2 separate regions of the Mus musculus genome follow, and region 2 is linked to region 1. A link is a loop called in an ENCODE intact Hi-C map of the cell type or tissue named here. Cell type or tissue: gastrocnemius. All regions are shown on one strand. Links, peaks and the distances in the headings refer to the core of each region. The heading gives the core; the rest is flanking DNA.

The links. A loop is a pair of places that touch in the nucleus more often than their neighbours do. Peaks named below come from ENCODE experiments on the same cell type or tissue, not always from the same donor. Only the 100,000 strongest peaks of a DNase experiment are listed, where the experiment ranks them.
Region 2: a loop joins it to region 1, with 2.0 times the contacts of the local background. A loop is called at or near these places in 12 of 42 quality-filtered maps.

The regions. Positions count from the first base shown.
Region 1 is chr5:33,140,534-33,145,533 of GRCm38, reverse strand. Slc5a1 (solute carrier family 5 (sodium/glucose cotransporter), member 1) reads right to left here. Exons shown (of 15, transcript NM_019810.4): 6 at 1,466-1,571; 7 at 204-284. Among named protein-coding and RNA genes, the nearest start is that of Slc5a1, 39 kb to the right of the region's middle. In gastrocnemius, for the core only: CTCF peaks have their summits at 1,331 (motif pointing right) and 2,256 (motif pointing right); a DNase peak (open chromatin) is centred at 2,259; H3K4me3 peaks cover 640 bases.
Region 2 is chr5:32,926,906-32,933,061 of GRCm38, reverse strand. Depdc5 (DEP domain containing 5) reads right to left here. Exons shown (of 43, transcript NM_001170567.1): 23 at 6,037-6,156; 24 at 5,123-5,217. Among named protein-coding and RNA genes, the nearest start is that of Depdc5, 66 kb to the right of the region's middle. In gastrocnemius, for the core only: no CTCF peak of the experiment used is centred there; a DNase peak (open chromatin) is centred at 2,824; H3K27ac peaks cover 742 bases.

The sequences.
Region 1 (5,000 bases), core at 1-5,000:
AAGTGTTCCTTGGATCTGCTCCAACAAGGGTCCTACAGGGACAAGGACAAGGACAAGGGGCTTCCCACAGCGTGGTCAGTCAGGGCTGGGCCACTGCCCTGAGCTAGGTACAGCATGCAGACAGGCAAGCCAGACTTGCTCTTCTCTTCTCAGAACCCCACACCTCTGCCCCCACCTCCCCAGCCAGCCCTAGCCCCACTTACCAAACCCAGTCAGGATAAAAGACCCCACCAGCATGATCGCGGTCTGCAGGGTATCTGTGTAAATTACAGCTGCCAGCCCCCCTAAGCAGGCAAAAGACAATAGATCACATTGAGAGGGAGGCCATCACTTGCTCCCTCTATCTACCCACTATGCTCCTTCTACCACACCTTCCAAGAAGCTCCCCCGACCCCTGCCACCACCATCCACTGCCTTCCCTTCCCTCCCTGATCCTGCTACAACATCCTTCTACTCAGAATGTTTCTAGCTTCTCATGAAAATACCCCCAAGGCCTGGGAAAAGGACTTTCTAAGAGGAAAGTACTGGCTGTGAGCTTTTAAAACTAGGGCATGTCTCCACAGAGTGCTTGCTCTTTTTTTTTTTTTTTTTTTTTTTTTTGCTTTGCAATGCTAGAAATGGAACCCAGGACACCCCAACTCTCTCTGCGTGTGAGTGCATGCACGCGCACATGCGTGCATGTGCATGAGACAGACAGATGTGCTACAGTCCATCCCCTCTAAGTAACTTCTTGTCCGTCCATGCAGGGCCCCCATGAAGCACCAAGTCCTACTGTTGAGTCTTCCCCTCCGTTCCTACAAAGGACACCAATGTCTGTGCTATCCTCAAATCTTACTCCAAAACCTCTTTGCATAGCTTTCTCCCACTTCAAAATGGCTCCCAATCTAGTCACATTATATTTGGGGCTTCCAAGGGTCTGTTATATCATCACCCTTTGTGTCCCCTCTCTCCCCCACAACTTCCCAGTAACCACCTTCTTCCAGTATCTGCCAGCTCACCTTGCTTCTGAGTCACGCCACGCCCGTATCTGCTATGTTGTCCACTTTTTTTTTTGGGGGGGGGGGTCAAGACAGGGTTTCTCTGTGTAGCCCTGGCTGTCCTAGAACTCACTTTGTAGAGCAGGCTGGCCTCAAACTCAGAAATCCACCTGCTTCCGCCTCCCAAGTGCTGGTATTAAAGGCATGTGCCACCACTGCCCGGCACATTGTCCACCTATTTTTTCACTTGGCAATGCCTCTAACTGTCCCGGCTTAGTCACACAACCTTCAGAGTCAAGCTCTTCCTGAGTGACTATGAAATGTTGCCCCGACTTGCATAGCCAGCAGGGGGCTCTCACAGGACATTCATCCACATGGCTTGCAGTGGAGACCAAGTAACAGCCATTCTCAAATCCTACCGCCTCCATCCTAACATGTGACTAATGCTGGAACAGGCTCAAGCTTTGGATTCTCTTGAATAGACTCACCTGTGATTGTATAAAGGGCAGTGATTGCTAGCAGGATGAAAATGGCCAAGTATATATCCAGGCCCAAGGCTAGATTGATGAATATAGCCCCGGAGAAGATGTCTGCCTGCAAGGAGAGAAGAGAGGCAGAAGTGAGAGAGGCTATCTGGACACAGGGGTATTCCTGGGTTTTCAAGCAAGCTTTATTCATAATAGTACATTAATAGTATTAATAGTATATTAAGCTTTATTCATAATAATAGTTAGCACATTACAAGAAGGATTCTGTGGTCATAATTTTTAAAAAATCTATGAAATGCTAGATTAAGCAAATTGAAAGTGGCCACATGCCACACGACGTCCCTTAATCTTTAGTACCATACACTGTGAGTCCCTCACTGAGGATCATGGGACAAGATGCTCCACAAACATTTAACTATGAAAGAGTCTGTCAGCATCCCACCCGTCAGCTGCTGCCCTTAGCCATGACTCCTAGCTTTTTCGCATCCGTGTGCACAGGTCTGCCCACAAAAACAAGTCTTAATGCTTCAGATCTGCAAGTGGGAAACCTAGCCCCACTCACCAGCTTCTTCAGCAGAATTTTAATTTTACCTGCCTGGCCCAAAAAGACTTCATCCGGAACACCAAGGGCCTCTCACAAGCTTCTAGTGATTCGGCTTACACTGTCTGGAGTAATTTTCAGGGGGGGCTTGTTCCCTCATACTGTCGAATCCACTGTGTTCTTTATACAATTCTTCCAATCTCTACCTCTAATTAAGCTACATGGCTGGGTGATGTGCAGTTTCTAATTTAAAACAGCAGAGGGTGCCAAAATGTTGTGCTACCAGGAAGAGGCGACTTGGTAAATCTTTTCAGATTTGGCAGAGAGAAATTAGACTTCTTCATGGAATGTATGAGGTTTTATTTTATTGCATAATATCTAATAAATTTTAGAAATCTGCAAAATAATCCAATCAGACTCCTTGGGAAGGGACCAACAAAGGGGTTGGACTCTTACACACACACACACACACACACACACACACACACACAGTTTTCATGAGCCTCTTCCTCACTCTATTGCAGTTGCTTAGAGCCCTGCAGTGCTTAGGTCCCCTCCCACATCCTTCCGCCCTTTGCTATGGTTTCAGTGTGTCATAAAGTTGAGAATTTAATGCCTAAATCCACATACTGATGTTATTCGTGCATGCTCGCAGGTGCAGATGCTTAAGTGTTGCCTAATAGAAAACTTAATTTTATGATATGCTGCTTGTATCCAGCACAGATAAAGGAAACTTTTGTGCTTAATCGAAACAGAAAGAAAGGAAGAGAGGGAGGGAGGGAGGGAGGAGAGAGAAGGAAAGGAAGAGAGAGAGAGAGAGTACAAACTCTTCCTCTCATGAATTCTATCCTGGGGACCCCAAAATTCCTACTAAGGATACCATAACTAAGTGACTATAGCTGACCCCAGCTGAGTAAACCTGTTTTATTTCGAAGGCTCAGGTGTTGGTTTTTAGCCCCTACTATCCGCCTCAATTGTCAGTGTTTTCCTGGGGGTGTTTTTCTTCCTTTCTAGGGAATTTTACAGTTTACCAAGACTAACACAGCACGCATTATTTTGATATTCAAAAAGGTATTGGTGTTTGCTCCTTTCTGCCTATACTTTGGGGATTGCAGTCAGACAATGAAATTCTCAAGACATGTTGAACAGCACAAACTTCTCTCATTGGAAAGAGATTGGGAATTAATACGTAAAGTACAAGCTGCCAAGGAAAGCTCAAAGTCTTATGGCATTAGGAGATGAAAAGTTAAAACTTCAGCAGGAAACGGTAAGTACTGAAAACACAATGTAAGAAAAAGAAAAATTCTGAATCAGCTGTTTGCAGATCCATGTGACCTCAGCCAACCAGCCATTTGCTGATTGATCTACATGACCTCACTGGCGCGGAGAACGACCTGCTGAATTCAAACTAATAAACAAAGATGAAGGAAATGGCCGAGAGAGTAAGACAAGAATGCCGACATTTAAGAGGCCAAGTTGGAAAAGCGAAACTGGAAGCTGAGAGGTTGAGTTTGCTCTTCTGTGGCCCTGGAAGAAGAACAGATACGGTGTTTGGAAGAGCAACAGTAACTCCGTACCGTGGAGAGAGAAGGATAATCAAGCTAAGGTAAACTACAACAATCTGAAAGTGCTCAGAAAAGAGAAATTCTCTTCATGGAAACGAATTAAAGAGACAACAGGAGAAACTGGAAGCCTCGGAGGCAAAGAAAGAATTAAAAACAGAAAACCTGGGCTAAGTAGGCAAAATGTTCTATTTGAAGAATATACAAGACTTGAAAATCACTAAAGGATACACAGAGAAGATTTAATGAACTTCAAAGTCTCAGTTTTGGTTCCTAACATGTCCCCAACAGCATCCGGGAATTCTGCTGACTGTTATCAGCCTCAGCTCCTGGACTAGGTCGCTCCTTCCCTCATCAAATGGAAGCCTGTCTACTTCCCAAAACATCAAAAGCATAAAAAAAAGCACACAAGAGAACTAGAAAAAACTCGGATCTCCCGGGGGAAGGATGTGGGAAGAAATGGGCGAGGTCAGAGACTCAACATTGGGACAAGTTCAACACCAGGCACTGAGATACTTTATCACTGTTTGCCAGACTACATGAGCCATCTCAAGAAAAGGTACCAGTGACATGCACTGCCTAAGTTCCAGGATTTTACCATTATACTAATGAAAGGGAAGCATTCTGAGAGCTTCAGAGCTAAATGTTCTGAATTTAGATGTTGACAATCTTTGCCAATATAAAATAGGGAACTAGTTAATTAAGAAATATGTTTTCAAATTATTATGTTTGACATTATTGAATTTTTCTGGCATTTTGCCTGAAATATATCCAACTTGAATTCCTTTTTCCTCATCTTTGAGATATCTGCTTGGCCAATAACAAGATCAGTAAACATTTGGCTTATTATAAACAAAAGTCATAAATCTCAAGGATTTTGGAAAAGGTAACCATAACCACTTAGAAGTAGAAAAAAACTCTTAAAAGTTTATAAATATATGCTCATTATAGGAATTTTACATTTTCTAAAAGCTATGCACTTGATGTATTAAATAACTTAATAAATATTTTTGTACCTAAAAATGTATTGATGTTTGTCTGGCTGTGGTTTCAAGGTTGATGATTTTGTATTGAACAGACTATCAGGTTTATTATTGTCATTGTCATCGTCATCGTCATCATCATCATCCCTGGGAGTGATTCCCTCTCTCAATCAGCAGTTGTCTTTAGTTCATTGTCTAGGAGTGGGGCACATAAGGCTTTTCCTGTTCTCTGTTAGTGTTCTGTACTGATGCTGCCATTGTTTCTGTCTTATTTATGCAGCCATTATACAGACAAACGTGTATGTGTGTGTATGTATGTAATAACCAATGATAATTTTTAAAAGACTATCACTATAGGGTGATATGGAAGAAGTTGGAGGAAGAGGACTTGGGAGGAATTAGAAGAAGACAATGAATGGGAACGTGATGTGGTTATACTTTAATTAAGA
Region 2 (6,156 bases), core at 515-5,514, 210 kb after region 1:
ATGTGTGTGAGTACCTGCTCATATACATGTGCATCTTGTGTGTGCCTGAAGCACATGGCGGCTAGAGGAGGACATCAGATCCTCTCAGACACTGGGAGCTGTTGTGTGGGGATGAGGAACAGGACCCAGGTCCTCTGCAAGAGCATCACAGACTCAGCTGCTGAGCCTTGCTCCAGCCCCAGAGTTTCAACCTTTTACTCCATATACCTCTGTGTCACTGGAATCCCTCTCAACTATAACATGTATTTATAAATTCTTTGTGAATCTTTAGAGAAAAAAAAAGCAATAACACAGGAGAAAGCACTTGAAAAATCACATAATCTGGAAAAAGGACTTGCATCTGGAATATAAAGAGATCTCTCAAAACTCAAGAGGAAGAAAATTAACAACCCAATAAATAAATGAACAAAATATTTAAATAGACCCTTCAACACCACACACAGAAGGCAAACGAGCACATTTAAAAATAGATTCCACACCAGTGTCCACTTAGGAAACAGCAAATTAAACAGTGAGATGCGTTTGCGCCTGTTTTGTCTGTTATTGCCAGGCAGGGTCTCTTGTGTCCCGTGCTGACCTCACGCTCGCCGGCAGCAGAGAATGGTCCTGAATTTGCAGACCTCCTTCCTCTCTCCCAGGGCTGAGCCCAGTTTCTCTGCTTATTCAATTTTACAAACAGTTTTGCCTACATGTATGTTTGTGCACCATATTCATGCCTGGTGCCCACAGAAGTCAGAAGAGAGCATCAGACAACTGGAACTTGAGTTACAGATGGTTGCAAGCCACCATATGGGAATCACAACCTCTATAAAGCACCAAGAGCTCCTACCTGCTGAGCCAACTCTGTAACTCCCTAAGCCCAGCTTCTTTCCCTTCCTTTCTTCCTCTTCCCTCTCCCCATCCCTCCCTTCCTTTTCTTCTACTTGGATTTTTCTTCCTCTTATTGAAAATAAAAGCTGGGGGGGGGCTAGAGAGATGGCTCAGTGGTTAAGAGGTCCTGAGTTCAAATCCCAGCAACCACATGGTGGCTCACAACCATCTGTGATAGGATCTGATGCCCTCTTCTGGTATGCCTGAAGACAGCTACGATGTACTCACATGAATAGAATAAATAAATAAATAAATAAATAAATAAATAAATATTTAGAAAAAAGCAAAGCAAAGCAATTCAAACCAAAGCAGGGGATGGTGGTGCACGCCTTTAATCCTAGCACTCAGTGGACAGAGGCAGGTGGATTTTGAGTTCAAGGCCAGACTGGTCTACACAGTGAATTCTGGGGCTGCCAGAGCCACACAGAGAAACCCTGTCTCAAAACAAGCAAACAAAAGATCTATTTTTCCTCACATACTATCATAATTATTGTTTTCCCTCCCTCTACTTCTCCTGGTTCCTTCCTACCTCCCCTCTCATCCGGATCCATTTCCTTTTGTCTCTCATTAGAAAGCAAACATGCTTCTAAGGAATAATAATAAGATATAATATAAACAAAAACTAATACATAAGAATAGAACAAAACAGGAAAAGAGCCTTTAAAAAGGCACAAGAAACAGATAGAGATCCTAGACTACTTGTTCACACTATCAGGGATCCCATAAAAACACTGGAAGCAATAATATATACACAAAGGATCTATACAGTAAAAGAAACACACATATATATAAACACAATAAGGAAAATGTTTTAAAAGCCCTGACCGACATGACATTTATGACATTATAAGATATGTAGCCTCCAAAGATGCCACTGAGTTCATTTTCTGTTGGCATCTACTTCCACCAATCCCAGCTTTTCATGTAGGACAGGCATGGGACCCTGGACCCAGCACTCCACCAACTGAGCAGTATTTCAATCCTGTTTGTTGTTTAAATAGGTTCTTGATACATAACTAGGTAGGTAAGTGCTTAGTTATGTAAGGTCCTAGCTTCAGTCTCTCCAATACCAGTAAAAAGGCAGAAGGATAGAAATCTATCTACCAAGACCCACTAACTGCCTTTACGCTGCTAACAGCATAGAGAAGTGAACAATACAGCTACAAGGTCTCACAACCCTGCTCAAAACAAACTCCTGCAGAGCCAAAAGGGAACCCACAGAGACAGTATTCTGAGAGGCATGACTCATGCATGAATCAGGTCCAGATGCAGGAAGTCTGAGTCACACTTGGGTACCTGCAGACGGCAGAAGCTTCAAGCCAAAGGAGGCAGAGGTAGGGTCACAGAACTGGTTTTCTTGATTTTTCTCTTGTTTTTAATAAGTGAAATGTTTATTAGCTATGTTTTTCAATGTATTCTGTAACAAAACAAGGATTGTTTTGTTTTTCAAGACAGGGTTTCTCTATGTGGCCCTGGAGGTCCTGGAACTCAGTCTGTAGAGCAGGCTGGCCTTGAACTCAGGGATCTGCCTGCCTCTGCCTTCCAAGTGCTGGGATTAAAGGCATTCGGAATGCAGTTTATCTGGAGTTTAGCTCCAGAACAAGAATTCTAAGTTCTGTCCTTACCAAACCCAGCCTACTTTTGACCCTCATAATGCTGTGGGGACACGGATCTAGATGGATGGGATTTGTTTGTTTTGTTTCATGTAATACTTTAACAAGAAACAAAATGTCACATTACATCAAATTAATAAAGTATCTCGGATCATATAACGATTTCCTTTAGAACTCTATATAGTCTTGCACTGTTCCAGAAGTTGATTTTAACAGCCTGCTAGTACAACCTAAGGCAGAAGCTCTGCAACACTCTGCTGCAGCTTCCTCTGCTCCTCTAGTGACACTTCCACTGCCACTCCTGAGCACCTTGCCTAACCCCCACCCCTGGGCCTGGGATCAAAGCCAGGGCTTTGTGCATGTTATACAAGTGGTCTAGTACTGAACTGTACCCATATCCCTGAAGCTGCCTGTCAGTCACAACACATTGCATTATCTACATATTCTAATTTAGTAGAGATGTGAAAACCACACTACATCTGAATGATTTACAGTCCAAATCCTAGTGAGAGGGCTTTCTCTCATCCTTGTTATCACATAAGGGAACTGCCTCAAAAAGAATCCCAAAGGAGATACAAGTCAAAGGCCACTGAGGATATGAGAACTGATATCTTTATAATTTCTGATTCCTGTAAATAGAAGTTTAAACACTTCTGAAAGAGGTATAGTTTTGCGAATTAAGGAAGCAAACCATACCTGGGGAGACAGTGCAACAGGTAAGAGCTTGTAGTGTCCGAGCAAGAGGACGGAGTTCAAATTCCTGGAAGCCACACTTGTTAGTGTTGTGCCTATAAGAACCATGCTGTAGGGAACAGTGATAGGAGACTTGAGGGGGCTTTCTGGCTGCAAGTCTACCTCTAGGTTCAGAGAAAGACCTTGCCTCAAGAGAATAGTGTGGATTGTGATGACAAAGGGTGCCAGGAAACTCTCGGCTTAGAGGCTATGACAATATCACGTAAAGATCTTGCACACCCATCTTCAAACCAAGACCCTTTTAAAGCTCACTCTGTTCTCAACAGGAAACTTAAGATTCCAAAAGCTACATAGAGGGAACCATGTGGTATCTCAGCAATACTCCATGGTACTGGGCTCTTCTGAGTAGATCCTGGTGCTGGCTGCTACCATCTGGGTTCAATTAATTCTTCCTGCTTCTAATCACTAGTCTAGCTAGCTCAAAGAATGGTCCAGAAACCCAGATCAGCCCTCCTTAGTAACCTTCTACCCCAAAGCCAGGAAAACTCAAACTGGTTCCTAAAATCTGGCTTCCTACTTCAGCCAAGTGATAGAATCGCTGCCTTTGTGACATTCTGCAGGCACTTAAGAAAATCTTGCAGCCATTTAAGCACCCTGAATATATGACTGAAACTATTTCCACAGTACCAAACAAACTTTTACTTGTTTCTCATTTAAAATGAATGAATAGAAGGCGACTAAAACCATTTGGGGATCTCTTACTGTCGATGTAAGCACTTATACTTGGGCTATAGGAACATGGCTGGATTAACCCACCAGTGACTAAAAACAATATCACTGGCCCCCTTTACACAGCTTTACTTTCCAAATCCTTTTCTATTTTCTTTTTAATTTACAGAACCCCTGGAACTGGAGTTACAGACAGATGTGAGCTGTCATGTGGGTGCTGGGAATTGAACCTGGGTCCTCTGGAAGAGCAACTGTTGCTCTTAACTGCTGAGCCATCTTTCCAGCCCCTACTTCCATAAACCTTAAGCCAAGTTCTAGAAATACACGCCATTTTATAGGACACAGACATGATGAAGCAGCCATCCTGTTGTTTAAATCTTCCCACACTCATCTTGTACAATACCCGCTTTGCAGAAAAGGTAGCTTTCCAAACTCATGTTCCCTGACACGCTGACTAGAATGCTCAAATGAGGGTGCCAGGCTGCTTTGAGAGGTTAGTTTAGTACCTCTGCATATCTAGGCATCAACTGTCCATGTACTGTACTTAGTAATACATGCCTCCCTGGGATTACTGGATAATAAAAGTGTCAGAAAGAGTAAAAAAGAAGAATCTGTTCCTTATAACTTTCCACCAAGCCAATCTCCACCCCTCAAGCCTGAGATGCACACTTACTTTTCAGCATAACCACATGGCCTCCCTCCACCCTCTTTCTCTTGAGACAGTATTTTATTATATAGGATTGGCTGGCCTAGAACTCACTATGTAGACCAGGCTAACCTCAAACTCACAGAGCTCTGCCTGTCTCTGCCTCTGGAGTGCTGGAATTGAAAAGGTGTATGCTACCACCCACAGGCTTCTTTTTATTCTGTGATGATATAACAGAGATCACAATGTTCCCCTGTGGGCTTGTTTTTCTGAGGGTACAGACTACTCCTACTCGGACTCTGGTGCTGCCCTCAACACCTCACAAGCCCTCAGCCAGGACTCCCTGACAAAGCGATGATAAATATGTCTTGACCAACATGTTCTCAGCTAAAAATGTAATGTGCAGCCCATTTATAATCCCATGCATTATACAGCAGTGCTTCTAAATAGGTCACCACGACATGTGGCTGAAAAGATCCCCAAAATAGACATGGTCCTGCTTTTCTGGCCTTTGTGTCTCTTCTAGATGTGAGGCTGCTTGGAGCATCCCACCTCTTCTTAGATGAGTTACCTGTACTGCTGTTGCTAAGCAGGCTGACAGAAAGCTCTTCCGTTCCACTGAAGTTCAAGGACATGCTGTCACCAGGCTGGCGGGAAGTGCTGTGCCTGCAGAGAACAAAGCCAGGCCACCTGGATTAATTAATGTAGATCATCACTTTTTTTTTTCCTGTTCACCCTGTATCCTAGTGTATGGGAGAGGGCATATGGGATTGGAAACGCTAATGAAAAAGAAGCAACACTTAGGATCCACACCTCAATCATGTAGTAGTGCTTCACTTCTGTGTCAGCCTTGAACACTCTCCCTGGTTGCTTACCTACCACCATGCTAGACCCTTTCTGCCCGCTTAATAACAAAGGAAAGATATAAAATGCCTGAAAGGATATACCACAGTAAACCTGGTGAAAAGGGCCACACACCATCCAGATCTCCCATGAACACCCCCAGCAAAGAAGATGTCCAATGTCTAAGGAAGGGACCAAGAAGGCTGCTCTTTGCAAAGTGGTTCCCAAAGCAATTTAGGACCAATATGTTCATCAAGGCTTAAGTGTCTTTCTTCCTACACTGACTCTTCAGAGGCTTTATAAAATATTTTGTTAAAAAACCAACATGCCAAGTAAAGGAAGGCTGTCTAAGGCTGAATCTCCTGTCCCAGCATTCTATAGGCTAACCCTGAGATAAAAAAATAGATAGCTCATTTTCGCCTTTGACCAAGGTTTGGAAGAAAACTAGGAAGTTTACAAAATGTAAGCTCAAAATATACCTAAGCAGGGCCTTGGTAATATTACAGGCAAAATGCCAGGCAGATGGCTTGTACCCAGGGATGGGACTGACACTGGCTGACAAAGGAGGGTCCTGACCGAGTGTGCTCTAAGTCACAATGTGCCATTTCATCAGCTGTCTGTTCAGCACTGTGCAAACCTCACCTCCCGGCAGCTTCATGGTATGCCAACTCCAACAGCTCTGCAGAGGAGTGGGTAGGGTCCCTCTGCCTGCTGCCCTGCAGCTCTGCCATGTTTTGCCGGGTCTGATGATGGATCTGGATG